Linked DNA regions of Mus musculus: region 1 is linked to region 2. The links are chromatin loops, found by intact Hi-C in ENCODE. Cell type or tissue: heart. All regions are shown on one strand. Links, peaks and the distances in the headings refer to the core of each region. The heading gives the core; the rest is flanking DNA.

Region 1 (8,040 bases), core at 2,944-5,443, 67 kb after region 2:
GCCAACGCTCCATCTAACCTAGATGGCAGTTCAGCAAAGGGATTTGGCTCTTCTGCCAAACTTGCCTCTCAAAATCACCCTTCGGCCTCATAACACAGAATAAGGCCACTGTCTAGATGTCCCCCTGAGGCCTTCCATTCAAGACCAGAATTTCTGACATTCTGAATCATACCTTCCCCAAAGAAGGCTTCATTTCTCCCTTCATGCCTGTGGAGAACGTGGGGCTTGCCAATAGTCAATTGTTCTGACCCAGCAGGACCAGTCAATGCCAAGATAACTATTCTGTGGGGCTCTCATCAATTACTTTTTCTTTTCTAGGCTGGACACTCCTTGTGGAGCAAGGCTGGAGGCTGACTCATGCACAGTGAATACCCTGGCAGGGAAAACTCTAGAGCACTAAATTAAAAAAAAAAAATAGTATTCTCTCACTACCACCAACTTAAACAGAGAGCTGCAGCAAGGGCTGATTTGAATGCCTGTTATTTCCTGTCAGCTTGCGATGAGCTTTCCGGGACACAAAGACACACAGAGTTCCATTGTCCTGATCATTTCTCTGGCCCAAGGGAAGGGAAAGGGAACAAGCCATTGGGTGCACCACTCTATGGGACAAACAGAACTGAAACGCTTACTATCATGGCCTGGGCCAAACTGACTCCTTTTTATTTATTCGAGAAGCATGGCTTCAAAATAAGAAATGAGGGTAGACCTGCTAACAGTGGGCCTAAGGTGAGTCTTCACAGCTTGAAGGCAAGAATGTTGCCTGCTTAGCTGTCCAACACTCAAGAAAAGCATCTCCTAAGACATTAATTTGGGGCTGCAAACTTGGGGAAATACAGAGAGGAAACGCATAGCTTACTAGTTGTACTAGGGTGTCTTAGTTTGGGTTTTACCGCTGTGAACAGACACCATGACCAAGTCAACTCCTTTAAAGAACATTTAATTGGGTCTGGCTTACAGGTTCAGAAGTTTAGTCCACTATCATCAAGGCAGGAACATGGCAACATCCAGGCAGGCATGATGCTAGAGGAGCTGAGAGTTCTACATCTTTATCAGAAGGCTGCCAGCAGAATATTTGCTTCCAGGAAGACAGGATGCTGGTCTCAAAGCCTACACCCACAGTGACACACTCCAACAATGCCACACCTCCTAATAGTGCCACTCCCTAGGCCGAGCATATACAAACCATCACAATGGACCACATAGGCTATTCTTGGTTTTCATTATTAACCTAATTCCCTTTATCCTTGAGATGTAGATGTGGTCAACTTGGCAGGATTCAGAATCCCCTGGGAACAAGCCCTGGGCAGGTCTGAGAGGGAGTTTCTAGATTCATTTGATTGAACAGGGAAGAGTCAGCAACTGTGGGCAATACCATCCCTTAGGCTGGGGTCCTGAGCTGAGCAGTGAGCAGCACCATCCCTTAGGGGTCCTGAGCTGAGGGCCAGCAGTTACCTCTCTGCTTCCTGTTAGCAGATAAAATGTGACCAGCTGCCTCAGGTTCTGTCACCAAGATTTCCCTTCAACCTGAGCCAAAACAAACTCTTCCTTCTCTGAGCTGCTTTGGCCAGATATTGTATTATAACTCTATCATAATTTTAGTTTTTGCTAAAAAATTCTTCCATTTTTTTTTTAAACAAAAATATATCAGACACTCACACATGCAGCTCAACATCCAGCTTTTCTTAGTGTCTGATCCTTAGTCCCGGGTGATTTCCCAGCACGGGTGGATGGTGCCTTGGCTCTCCTCCTGGCTGTGGACGCCCTTCCCTACACAGCTTCCTAGCTCCCAGTCTCACCATCCACCTCATCCTCTCTCCCCAGCCAGCACACACTTTCTGAAACAGAGACCAGCTCGTGTCACATTTCCGCCTACCTTCTTGAGTGGCATCCGGGAGACCATGTAAATCCCTCTGCATCGCATACAGAAGCTAACCTCAGACTTCCTGACCTCTTCTCTCCCTCCCAAGACAGCTTTCCTAGTGCCAGCTACTTCCACCATATCCCCTGCACACCTTCTCCTTGGCAATGATTGGCTCCTTAAAATCAGCCAGTGGCTTCCTTCAGCCACAGGTCTTCAGCCATATAAACCACGTTGCCTAAAACATTTCTTCCCAGGGTGACCTTGAAAAAAAACAGGAATACACACACACACACACACACACACACACACACACACACACAGAGAGAGAGAGAGAGAGAGAGAGAGAGAGAGAGAGAGAGGCGGGAGGGGGGCTCTGTCACGCCTGACATCCCCACCCAAGCAGAAGCCAGTGGCCACAGCACTGCTATCACCAACCATGTGGTGTGTGTTCTGGTCTGCTGACACAGTTTTAGAGGTGAGCCCCATATATATTTCTCCCTCTTCCTAGAGTGTGGGCTCTGGCAGGGTTCGAACCCAGTTTTATTCATTTCTATGTTCTCAGTATCTGGCTGTGGTTGTTTTAAGACAGGGTCTCACCATGCGACCTAGGCTGGCTTGGAACTCATAATCTGCCTACTTCAACCTCTGGCGTGCTGAGATTACAGGTTTGTGACGCAAAAGAAAAGATTGGTGCACATGACTGTTCTAATGAAAGGGGGAGGAATCAAGGAATTAAAATGAGATCTTTTTCTTTTTTTTTTTTTTCTTTCTGTCCTTTCAGTTCAGTGTAATCTAGGCTAGGGAGATGGCTTTGTAGGTGAGGTAGCTTTATAAGCATGAAGACCAGAGTTCAGCTCCTCAGGACCTGCGTAAAAGCCATGTGGGCATGACAACCAGGTTGTGATCTTAGGATGTGGGAGAATGTGACAGGGGATCCCTGGAAAAAACCGGCTAGTCAGACAAGCCAAAACATGGCGCTCCAGGCCGAGTGAGACACCTATGTTAATATACACGATGGGAAGCCTTTGAGTAAGACACTCAACATCAACCTCAGGCCTCCAAATGTGAACATGCATGCACACCATACACTGCATATCACACACACACACACACACACACACACGTAAACATGTGCACACACTCACACACAGCATCCACACATAGACACACACACATGCAAACACACACAGACCCACACACATACTTAAATACACACATACACACACATACTCACACACACAACATGCACACACACATGTACACACACTCACACACACCTACACAATTACACATATACTTACATACATACATACACTCTCACACAGGATGCACACACACCCACACACATATTTACATACACACACATACTCACACACACAACACGCACACACAAGCACACACACATGTACACACACTCACACACACCTACACAATCATACATATACTTACATATGTACATACACTTCTCACACACAGCATGCACACAGACCCACACACTCACACACATATTTATATATACATACACACAGCATGCATACACAGACACACATATGTACACACACACACACACACACACACACACACATTCACCCACAAGCTAAAATGGCAGTATCTAAGTACTTAAGACAAAGCAAATGACTGGTGATTCCTGGATTCTACACTTTGAACATCTTTTCTTATCAGTTGTATCTGCCCTTTCTCTCTCTCCATCACTATCAGCCCAAACCCCAAACAAAGATCCTGGAAGCTGTGTGGTACAAAGAAAATGTACTTAGGACATTAAGCTTTGGTTCTGTAATCTGAGCAATGGCACCGTAAGAACCAAACGTTCTAAGCTATGGATGAACCCAGTGTGGCTTACATGTGGTAAAAGCAGCTCTGCCCACTGCTGGGCTTGAGACCAGAGCATAGACACCCACATGTAATGCTAGTGTCCCAACGCTACCCTCTCTGTGGACTTCAAACCCTAGCTCTGCTGGTGACCTCGAGGAAGAGGCTTGCTTTCTCTGGGCTTCCATTCCTTTCCGTGAGAGGAGAGACAGTGGTTGCACCCCACTCAAAGCAGTCAATTACATCAGGTGAAAAATCCACTTAAAGACACCGACCAGGTCCTAGCAGATGACATTCTCTCATTTTTCTGTCTAAATGGAGTGTCCCTCCAGTGTGACTCCTTCCTTCCCATCTGTCCAAAGGGAAGCAGGAAGAACAAAGCACAGAGGCACGAGAGGGGCCCAAGGTGACCTTAGAGCCACCCAGAGTTAGCCTGGAACTCATCTGCCCAGGAGCTCACTGGTTCACCCGGCTTCACCTCCCTTGGTTTCCGAAGCTTAAAATAGACTGAACCGGTGTGGCCACATTTCACTGTGCCACTCAGAGAGAGCCCCTAGGGTGTTTTCAGAGCTGGCTCTGAGCTCCCCACCAGCCAGGCTCCGGCCCTGAGTTATTCATACACACCCAGGCTCCACCGGGTCTGCCAGGGGAAATGTGTTCTGAGAGCTTCTCAGCTGGGCAGATCCACAGGCACCTTTGCTGCTCAGTGGGCTCCGATCAATCAGCCACTTTAGAGGGCGTGCGTAAGGAGGGGTTGTGAGACCCTCCTGGCAGCCGGCGTGAGTACTGCAGGTCAGTGGAAAGAGTCCACAAGTTCTTAACGGCAGCCAAGTAAAGGCTAACGGGTAAGAGTGGGGTAGGCAGGGTTCAAGGTCTATCTATCCCTCACCCCAGTGTTATGTGATCCAGACTAAGTCAGCTCCCCTCTCTGGGCTTTTAAGAGGCATTAAGAGGCATCCTCTGCAGGCTGGCTTCTCCTCCCCATTACTCACTGTGGTCTCATTCTCGGGCCTTCTGAGACGTCAGGATGGCTTCCTGCAGTGTCAAGCGTGCTCAAGGTCATAACCAGGAGAGAAGGAGAAAGTTTTCCCCTCTCTTCCTCATTGTCTTTGCCATGACGATCACTGTCAAACTGTGTGCTCACTTAGCATGCGGGACATGGTGAACTGGCCCCCAGAGTCCATTCTGGCTTTGTCCAAGGGGCTTCTCTGAACTGCAAAGACACCCCAGTATCCCTTAGCTATCTTTCCTACCTGATGCACTGACTGGAGGATCAGATGGCAGCAGAGAGAGGGGAGCTGTGCTTGTGGCTCATGGCGGAAGTGTCTGTCTCAACGTCAGCGGCAACTTCAGAACCCTGGGCTGCAGCTCGTGGGTAATGTATGTCCCTGCATATGGGCGGTGGGTGCTTATGGTACACGGTGGAGGTCAGAGAGCAACCTCAGGCGTTGGTCCCCAGGCTCTTGCCATCACTGGTTTGAGATGAGGTTTCTCATTTGCTGTGGAACTTTACCACACAGGCCAAGCCAGCCAAGCTGCAAGGAGCCCCAGCTCCTATCTTACCCCTGCTGGGATTACAGGTATACATCACTGTGCCCAGCTTCTCATGTGTGTCCTGGAGATTTGAACACAGGTCTTTATATCTAGGAAGGGAACACTTTACTGTGTCTCTGCTCTGGTCAAGAACGTTCTTGAACGTAGTGGTTCCAGTGAGAGCCCCTTACTCCTTACTTTCTTGCTTCATCTCCAGAGGGGAGTGGACAATTTCCCCAGAAATTTGTTGAGAATTGGCTCCTTGGGTCCTTCTGGTGACATCATGAACAGCCACCACTCTGTGTTGAGCACCTTTTCAGTGAAAAACTGTGGAAGGATCCCCTACCCTCAAGGTGCCACATCTGCTTCTGTGACTGAGCGATGGGAGAATGGAGACGGGGCATCTAAAACAGCAATGTCCACTCTCCATTCCGCGCCAGACATCAGGGCAAGCAACCCTGGGAGACGAACAAGACGGCAGAAGATGCCGGCCTTCCTCTCAGAACCAAATACCGTATAATAGGCAATTGATGGCTCCACACCTGGACCTCAACTTCTCTGTGTCATTCCCTGGCTCTGAAGGTGACAGAGCTCATCTTGGCCCGGTTGACCCTCATGCAAATGATAGTGAGAAGAAGACAGAGGTGCCTTCAAGTGTGGACTGACTTGAGGCAAGAGTGCACGGGCCTGTGAGATGGGGCCCATCTGAGTCTGCACTGAGCTGTTCTCCTTCCTGTCTTGTTCTCCTGGTTTCTTGAAGGTTTTCTGTACCTGTCCCTTGCACACCAGTCCCTACCACAATCTGCTTCCAAGTCACAGGAGCATTGAGACAGAAGGGGCTGTCTGTAGCCAGGGGAAACCCCGCCCTGGATGGATACCGGCTCACCCCAAACATCACATTGTCATTGCTGAGGAGTTTCTTACCTCTGGGCTGCAATTCTGAATGCAAAATAGATAACATTCTATTCAGGCTTGGTGCTGCGCATGTGCAATGCCAGCACATAGGTACTCAGGGGAGGAGGAAGCGACAGGACCAGGAGCTCACGGCCAGCCTCAGTTACTCAGATCCAAACAATGAAAATCTAACACCAGAAACTTTGGTTTCCTGTGCTTAAAATGGGGATCCTTATTTGAAGACTTTCTCGAAAGCTAGAAGACCAGAGATGTGTAGCATGGTGATTCCTTGACTATAAAATGCTCAAATCAGCCATAGTGCCCAGCATTTGGGAGATAGAGGCAGGCAAGATCTCTGGGAGTTTAAGGCCAGCCTGGTCTACACAGTGAGTTCCAGGATAGCCAGGGCTACAGAGTGAAGCGTTGTCTAGGAAAACAACAACAACAGAGCACCACCACAACACAGAAAATGCTGACTGGTTACCAGGGGTAGCTTTTCTAGCTCCAAGGGCTTAGGCACACATTTGAGGAAGAGACTGCTTTGCTTTTATTGTATTTTAATTAATTAATTAATCTGAGATAGTCACACACTGCCCAGGCTGGCCTTGAACTCATTAAATAGTTGAAGAGGAATTTGAACCTCTGACCCACCTGCTTCTGCCTCTTGAGTGTTGGGTTTATGGCAATGAGCCAACAGGCTCTGGTTGATGTGGTGTGGGAGACTGAGCCCAGGCTCTGTGCGTTTTAGGATAGTGTTCCACCAACTGAGCTATGTGCCTAAGCCTATTTTCCTTTCATTAACACAAAATTGGAAAGGATCCCCCCCCCCCCCGAGACTCACAGAGGTTCTTAGAGGAGGGGGAACAGAAGGGAGAGAGGAATTATGTGTGTATGGTGGGATGGCAGAGAAGATGGGGGCTCATCTTAACTCTGCCATGTTGGGCCACAGGTCTCTCTGACCTCATTGGTTTGTCCACAGAATGATTGTCACACGAGTCCTTGGAGTGCAGCAGCCCTCTTGACCACTGGGAAGGATGCTACACATGTAACAGCCGTGACTTAACACCAGGGCGACACACATGTATAAGCCGCGAGCTAGTGCTCAACCCCCTTGGCGCTCTTGAGAGGACGGTAGAAGCAACTTAATCAAGAGTCTTTCGATTTCCTCACTAAACACATGCAGCTCCCTGCTCAGACACAGGCAGCCCAAGGCCAACCTCACAATCTCCAGAGCAATTCCTGGGCCCCGCCAAGATGAACGCTGGGAATTTCCTTCTTAAAAAGCATCTCAACCGTCCATTTCGGGGGGCATCCCACCGTCTCCCTCACTTATACGGGGAGGAGCCGTTATTTGTAAGGTGGTTACATTGCAAAGAAATCTGTTTGCCAAATTGGAGGGTTGGTTAATCATAGCCCCTGACTTCTCGTAGGTGGTTTCTTCAAAGGCTTTCATTTGTTTGCTGCTTAATGTAGAAGAAACCTCGTTTGTACCGTTTCTTCTCCTCCCAGGGAGGCCCAAGCTGGGTACAGCTAATGGACTGTATATCACTGACTTTAATATCGTTCCAGGCAACCTGATGCAGAGGCAGATGGAGGATTTGATATTATGAAAAGCATCTACTTTATTGAGAATGGAGGTTTAACTACTTGGGTGTCCATTCAGAAGACAATTAAGTCCCTAAAAGGTATTTATTTCTAGAGGGAAGGAGAAGGTGGGAAGGAGGGAAGGAAAGGGAAAAGGAGGGGGCAGACAGAAGAAACAAAAGGAAAGGAGGAAGAAAGTGAGGGAAGGAGGAGGAGAGGGAGGGAGGGAGTGAGGGAGGGAGAGAGGGAGGGAGGGAGGGAGGGAGGGAGGGAGGGAGAGGGAAGGAGAGGGAGGGAGAGGGAGGGAGAGGGAAGGAGAGGAAGAAAGGGAGGAAGGG
Region 2 (8,040 bases), core at 2,070-4,569:
TTGATGTACCTTAAAAATCCCAAAATATTCTTTAACTCCCTTGATTTTCCCTTTGCCTGGGTAGGATCTTACTTGAGTCTTCAGTGACTGCGGGGATCTCGGTGGCTGCACACCCCACCCACCTGCCTCTCTGCACTGCTGGTCACAGCAGAATGTTAGTGGGGATGGACGGAGAAGGTGCTCAGTGAGCAGAGTGCGCTTTCCTAGGGTCAGGACTGACACAGTGTCTGCCAGGAGGAAACCTTGGTCACAGCACTTCTGGAGCTGCAGCGTCTCCTGTCCTCTCTGAGAGCCTTGTAGTTGTCCTGAGACAACTCTGTCTGCCTTGGGGCTCACACCACTGAGATAGGTTATGTGGGCCTCTGTTTTGCAGTGTGGGAAATCTAGGACTTAATGAACATGTGTAACCATGGTTTCTCCACATACGCGGAACTGACTGTCTTTCTCCATCCAGGGAAAAGTCTTCAGCTTCTGCCTTTGCCTCTGGCTTGGCAAAGATCAGAGTTGTTAACTCATTTGGAAGATGGTTCTTTGCCGTGCGCAGAGGCCCTGGGTTCAGTCCTCAGGAGGAAAATGAAATCACGAAAAGCTATGTTTTGTAGTGAACAGTAACATAAAGCCACGTGCAGGGGCCGTGTCACCTAAGCTCTAAATGAGCAAGCCCGTGCTGTCTCACTGAAATTCTACCTCTGAGAATACTCAATGGCCAGTACTTTAGAGAGTAATCTAATCTTCTCAAAGATACTAAAATAATCTGAATTGTAAGCACTAATAATTTTTCTAAAGCCACTTCTGTTACCAAAGATGGGGGTCTATTTAGAGTCCTTTCATTTACCAGTTTCCTTTAAAATTGTAGTTGGTGAGGACAGGGATAATTACGGTGTTTTATTGTTTAGCATGGTATAGTGGCAGGAGTATAGACTCTAGCAGTGTCTTGCCCTGCAGAGCTGGGCTGCTGGACCAAGCCTGGGCTTGCCGCCAGGCTTCAGTAAAATGCTCCCACGGCATTTAGCAGGGAGTAATTTATGAACTGCTACTTATCAGTTTAGTTCTAATAATGACAATAATTTATGGCCACAGACATGGGCTTGACTTTTTTTTTTTTTTACAACTCCAGTTTCTAAAGCAAAATCTTTCTCCACCATTTGACATGTTAGCAGTCCCAGTAGAATCTGGGCTCGAGAAGAAAAAGAACACTTTATGGTAGAATGTATTACCATTTCATAAACAATATTGTTTATAAAGAAGCACCTCTCTACTGTATTGAAGTATTTAAAAAGGCCTTCTGGAGCTTTAATGAATACGGCTTTTCCATAGAGGATCCAGACATAGCTGGAGACACACCACACTCTTAACAGCTTGTACAAGAATCTTCAGATTATAACCTGCGTGCCCTGGTGGGTGCTCTCACCCTGGGGCGGTGCCCTCTGCAGTCTTCAAAGTACTTGAGAATAACGTTACAGACTAGGTGTGAATGTTCCAGAGAAGGAAGCTGCTTCGGCATGTTGGGTACGAAGCTCCTGGGGTAGCGTCCAGTGCCTAGAACAGGACCTAGTATGTGGGTGCTGGCTGACAGCAGCAGAGCTTAACCGAGGCTCCCTACAGTGTGGAAAGTGGGGACCTACCCCCCGGCCTTCAGACGAGGGCAGAAGGAGGCTTACCTTCATTGAGTTCTCGCTCCCTGCTGGGAGTTTCCCTTCTGTGTGCTGACCACACGCAATCCTCACAACAGCCTTAGGATAGAGTCCCTCCTCCTTGAACAGTCACATCAGCACTAAGAGTGTACACAGAGGAAGTGGACAGCTGTCTGCCCCACTGCCTACTCTGTCGTCTCCCAAACTTGCAAGGTCACATATTTCATTCCTTCATGTAGTAACTTATCAGTCCAGAGGATTCCAGGAGCCCTGGGAATGCGTGTTTGTAAAATTCATTTAAATTCATTAAAGTCATTCAACTTACATGACTTCTCATAGATTCTTATCATCTGGGCCTTGGAATGGTCTATATAATCATTGGTTCCCAGAGGATTTTCTGTGCCCTTAATTTCAGTGACTATCCACAGTTTTTTCTTGGCAGGAGTATGTGTAGACATCCCAGTTAGCTCAACAGGACTGTCCCAGCAGCCAGTCCACCATAACGAGCATGGCTGGTGCAGGCCTGGAGACGTCTACCCATATCGGACACAGTGTGTTTTGTGAACCAAGTGAGGTGTAGAGGAATAAAGTCCTCTGCCTTCCTGCAGCCTTAATGGTCTGCTGTGCAGGCTCCCTGGTGACTCAGGAGTTGTTCCTGAAATCAGCGTGGCAGTGTGAGACAAGATGTCCTGCGTGTGCCAGTGGTGGTTTTTAGGGGCATCCCAGTGCAGCGTCTGTCCATTGTGAAGTAGTGTGGTCGTGAAGCAGTACTATGGTTCAGTGAGCAGCGCACTACATGGGTCAGAAATGACAGTGTGACAGAGTCACATACCTTGAGGCAGACCTGCGTGATAATCACCAAGATTGCTTTTTCCACCCGTGTTTCAAAGCCGACATGAAGAATGAGCCCTCGCCTGAGTCACTGTTTTAACCTGGCTTAATAGAATTTCCTTTTTCCAGTTTCTTTGCGTTAGGGTAATAGACAGAATGGTCGTTAAAGTTAGAGGCTTGGTAATCAAGCGAGGTGGCATTCTGTGGCTAATCAGCCTTGTCTCCTGCCTGTGCCGGCTTGTGTAGGCTGGCGCCTTGGCTCTCGGGTGGCCGCTATGAGCACACAGGCTGGCCCAGAATAGGACACAGCCCTGCCTGCAGGCTCTGCTAGGATAGCTTTCGCCATGGCGTGGTGCTTTGGTTTAATCATTGTCAGAGGTCAGAGTTGAAAACTAAAACCCTAGACGCTTGTGGAATGTGCGTCTAGGTGTAGTTACTCATTGTGTGGTGTGTCCTTTGCTCCCCTTGCACGTCACTCCTGTGTGCCTGTGGACACTGCTCTCGACAGCCTCCCGACCCAAGGAAAGAACCGCAAGGACTTTCCAGTACACTTCCACCTGTGGCCGCCCTCAGCTGTGGGTTAGAAATAAACACTGGACCTACATACTAGAGTGCCTGGCCTGGCTCAGACGTGGGCGTGAGCAGTGTTGCTGTTTGAAAGTGAAATCTGAAGCTCTAGTAACTCTTGGGTTGCTTAGTTTCAGCTTTCCACATGGAATAAATAAAACAAAATAAAACAAAAGGGAGGTGAGGTTCCGCCCTCTGAGATACAGACTCTTTAAAGAGGATTTTTATTATTCTGAACCTAGTTTCATGAGAAAATATGTTGAGATAAATAAGATCAAACAATCAAATGATGCCAGTGGGGATGAAAGCACATACGTTCCTAGTGTAGCCATTGGGGTATCTTCTATTTTAAAGACTGCTTGTCTCTATTTTTAGTTCCACCAGAAACATAATTGTTGGCACAGGGTTGGAATGTATTGTCGGTGCATGCCTGTGATGTCATCATTGCAAGTTACCCTCAAAAACTAAGCCAGAGCCCCAACTCAGCCCGTGACCTCCGCCCTCAGCTACAGAAACAGCTGTATTCCTGTCGAGCCTTTGCTGAGGAGCTGGGCTTCCACAGGGACTCAAGTGGGGAACGTGTTGCAGTGATCATTTTTCTAAAATTCCTAGTAATTTCTCAGTGTTCTACAGCAGAGAACAGGACCCCGTGTGACTGACTTCAGATTGGCTTCTCTTTGAAGTAGGGCTTCCTCACTGTCCATGGGCTGATGGTATAGCTTTAGGTCTCTCTGTAAGAGACGCCGTTACTGTCATTACTTCACGCCTTAAGGAATCAAGACCTCCACCAGTCTGTTACTCCTTCAAGGTATGCTTCATGGATGATCACGTTAGAGACTGTTGCCATCTTGTGTGGGTAAATGATGTCATTTGTGAGCATAGAGGTGCTCTGCTGTGAGGATGTCATGCCTAAACAATGCAGTGGAAATCCAGTATACAAGTTCAGATACTGGTATTTCTAGACATGGCTTAGTCCTGAAAGAATTTCCTTGCTATGCATTTTAAAGTGTTTGTAGATGGATTAATATATTTTTATGCAATGTATTTTACACTTATTTCTAGACCAAACTCTTCAGTGGCTTCTTCAAGTGCATTATTGGGTGGATAAGAGCTTGACGGCTTCACTAACTCGAGGAGCGTGGAGCCAAGCGTCTGGGAAGCGTGTGTGTTCCTACTGTACTTGCAAACCTAAAGCTCTTCCAAAGCTTTGTACTTTTTTTCCATGAAACAGATTAAATATTTTTCTCTCCAAAGTTGTGTTTCTGTCTTGAATATTCTCTGTATTTTAAGTATATCACTGATTTTACTACTTGGAAACTTGTAAGCTGGGGCTGGATAAATGGCTTAGTGGATAAAGCTTGGAGTTTGGGGTCTCTGCACCACATAACCACTGAGCTTGTGTGGGTGACCAGAAATTAGGATCCTCTCATGGAGTTTTTAGTCTCATTTATCTGGGGGTTTAGAAATGGATTCAAATGGAAGCATTAGGACAACTTTATTAGCGGCTAAAGAGAAACCTCAAAGGGGCAAGCTGTGAGCCTTAGCAGCTGCCTGGAGGAGGGAGGAGGACAGAAGGAGAAAGCCATGGATGCTCGCATGGAAGGCACGCACATGGAGGGGAGGAAGCAGTAGAGAAAGCAAGGAAGCCCAAGATGCTGAGGAAAGTGATAGGAAAAGCATCCCTAGAACGGAGAAGAAAAGGAAAAGCTGTTCTTGGGCAATTCAAAATAGCACACAGATGCAGGCTTGGACCTTTTTCTGACTATGGCTCCTAAGCTGCTGCAGTAGGGGCAGGGACTCTGGGAAGTAAGAGGTGTAGTAGCATCATATTAAAGCTCTAATGATTCCATCCAACTCTTCAGCATGTCTTAAGGTAAGCCACCTTCCTGGGCCTGGAAGTCAGAGTGATTGAAGCAGCCCACCTGGAATGTTAGGTCTCTACCCAGGTCCAAGAGTCTGTTCTCATAAGTAGGAAAAAATTTTTAAAGATTTTATTTATTTAATGCGTATGAGTTTACTGTAGCTGTCTTCAGACATACCAGAAGAGGGTATCAGACCCAGCTACAGATAGTTGAGAGCTACCATGTGTTTGCTGGAAATTGAATTAGTCAGAAGAACAATCAGGGCTCTTATCCTCTGATATACTCGGCTGCTTAGGAACCTATTTATAACAGAAAGGCTCATTACTTTAGCCAAGGTACACAGGGATACCCAGGCACGGCAACTGCATTTAAACACTGAGTGTCCGTTTCCACCCAAGTCTGAGGGGAAGTGCGGGGTCGTGCATCCAGAGGCCCTGTGGATGACACCAAGTCCTAGCCAAGTGCATGGGAGCCAGTAGATTCTCAGGCTCTCCAACTCTGTCAACAGTGAAGTCTTGACCTGCAGTCCTAGGGTGTCATCTCATGGTAGTGCAGATCGCCGACAAAACTGGGTTCTTTTCTTTTTGAGACAGCTCTCTAGGTCTGACCTAGAACTCAATGGTCCTTCTGTCTCAGCCAGAATAATACAGTAGTCACTTGCAGAAACTGATTCAGTCCAATGTTTGTGTACATACACAAAAATGTTTTAGCACATAAAACAAGACAAAAAACCAACAAATATTAACGGCCTAAATATTTGCCGGTAGTGAGATATTAAGGAGCAGGTCATCCATCGAGGAGACTAAACCAGTTATGGTTAATATAACTATGGGTGTGTGCTTGCACTTAAACATCTTCAGACAACATGTTTCAGAATACATATCATATTTTTGCTTTTCAAAATTAAGCATGCATGCACATATGTGCGTTTATAAACAGACTTTGCTTTGCAGTTATAGAAGACTATAAAATTGTGCAAGCCAGAAGTCATAGCATACACCAGAATTCTATGATGATGAGAGACCAAGGCACAAGAACCACAAGATTAAGGCCAACCTTGGTTTAAACAATTATTGGGGTTGGAGTTTTAGCTCAGTGGTAGAGTGTTTGCCTAGCAAGTGCAAGGCCCTGGGTTCGGTCCTCAGCTCTGGGGAAAAACAAACAAACAACAATAACAACAAAAACCAAGGTAACTGGTTAAACAATTGTCGAAGTTTTGTCTTTTACTGTTTATTGTAATGTTATTTGGTGGCCTCCAAGACCTGGAGTCTGCACTTAGCTTCTGGGAACCTTCCCCGAGTTAATTCTGGTTGGTAAATAAAGACATTAGCAGTCAGTAACTGAGGAGAAGAGACATAGGCAGGGTTTAGGTTTCCTAGGCTAGAGGCCTCGAGGAAGAAGAGAGAGGCAGAGCAGCCGTGGGACAGAGGAGCTCCAAGAGTCGCCATTGCCTCTGGGCCAAGAAAACACGCCCCAGAGGGTTGCCTGGTTGGAGCTAAGAGCAACCCAGAGGGAAGCATGGTAAGTCATAACTTGGGGTATCAATGTGAACGTGGATTCTAACAGCATGGAGGGTAGACAGTTGCCCTCCCACTGCACTGCTTAAGGCATATTTAAAAATGGGAGGTTGAGTGTGCCTTTCACCTGGGAACAAAAATGGTCTAAGGAACCCCACATTGGGATTTTTTAGAATATTTTTTTTTATTACAAGTGATACCCTGCTTAAACAGTACACAGTCCAGGCAATCTGAACTACAAAGAACTCCGTAATCGACGGGAACTACAATTGTCCTGTGACCCTCCATTACCAGAGCAATGTGTTTGATATTGGGTGAGCATCTCTCTCTTCAGACACTATTTTTGTTAGTTTCATGGGACATTGTCACTAGAAAATAAGCAACACAGCTACACTCTGCTGTCTAGGGGCAACGTGAATCAAAGATAGCAAACCAAGTGGCATCCCCAGTGTTTGACCGTGGGACACTTTACAGACTGGTGGACAAAGGAACGGTGAAATTTGTGACTGAAGTTTGGACTGTGTCCTTAGAGACTGCTGTCATTTACCCCACAGAAGCTGAAACCATACAAATCAGAACTGTCCAAAGCAAGGAAAACCAGAAAGGCATTAGGGCACAGCCAAGTACTGAGTGTGTGCAGAGGGACTGGCTTTCAAGCCCTGTGTATGTGTGTGTGTGTGTGTGTGTGTGTGTGTGTGTGTGTGTGTGTGTATGTGTGTGGCTTTCAACACAGAGTGAAGTAGGAGGCGCTGTTTCCCACAGTCACAAGGTCCACCTGTGTTCCTATGATGTTTCCCACAGTCACATGGTTCACCTTTGCTCCCACAAAAGAATCAGATGTGGGGCTGGTGAGATGGCTCAGCAGGTAAGAGCACCTTTCTTCTGAAGGTCCAGAGTTCAAATCCCAGCAACCACATGGTGGATCACAACCATCCGTAACGAGATCTGACTCCCTCTTCTGGAGTGTCTGAAGACAGCTACAGTGTACTTACATATAATAAATAATAAATAATAAATCAAAAAAAAAAGAATCGGATGTACTGGAGGGACGGTGTGAAAACCAACCATGAGCAAGTGCTTGCTGTGGGGAGAAACAGCCTGGTAATGGATGCACGCAGAAAACCTGAAATGAGACTCAGCCTGCCTACGACAATGCCATAGCCACGTCACAAAAGGATGGCCCTGAGCTGGTCTCTGTCTGTCTCCAGCAGCCAGCTTCCTATCTGAACAGCTGGGTCTATTACGGATTAGTGCTGTCCAGAATTACCTTACAATTAGACAAGAAAAATGCTTAAGGCTCAAAACACTGAGTTTTCTGACAGGAAATGTCTTCGGCCTATTGTAGTCTGTCCAAGGATTTACCAAATTAGGTGGGAAGTGGAGCCAGCCAATCTCATGGTCTGAACCATTAGAGCCGAATGCTTTGGAACACATAAGGACAAGAGTGTTTAGTTTAATCCCAAAAAGTAGTTGGCTATTTATGCCTTAAGATTTCGTAAGATATACTTTTATTATATTTGTGTATGTGTGGTACGCATGTGTGAGTGCATGCATGCTTGAACATGTGAGGTGGTATAGAAATGTAGGTGCATGTGCTCACAGTGTGGGGGTTCATGTGTACACATGACT

What was found. Hi-C counts contacts between places; a loop is a spot of excess contacts. Peaks named below come from ENCODE experiments on the same cell type or tissue, not always from the same donor. Only the 100,000 strongest peaks of a DNase experiment are listed, where the experiment ranks them.
Region 1: a loop joins it to region 2, with 1.8 times the contacts of the local background. A loop is called at or near these places in 1 of 42 quality-filtered maps.

Annotation. Positions count from the first base shown.
Region 1 is chr19:56,664,980-56,673,019 of GRCm38, forward strand. It overlaps Gm32492 (a long non-coding RNA gene), which reads left to right and starts at 4,088. Exons shown (of 3, transcript XR_386825.2): 1 at 4,088-4,483; 2 at 7,688-7,803. It overlaps Gm52389 (a long non-coding RNA gene), which reads left to right. Exons shown (of 2, transcript XR_003952901.1): 2 at 1-631. In heart, for the core only: a CTCF peak has its summit at 4,361; a DNase peak (open chromatin) is centred at 4,192; H3K27ac peaks cover 2,053 bases.
Region 2 is chr19:56,599,219-56,607,258 of GRCm38, forward strand. It overlaps a transcript of Nhlrc2 not described here. Among named protein-coding and RNA genes, the nearest start is that of Nhlrc2, 55 kb to the left of the region's middle. In heart, for the core only: no CTCF peak of the experiment used is centred there; no DNase peak of the experiment used is centred there; H3K27ac peaks cover 917 bases.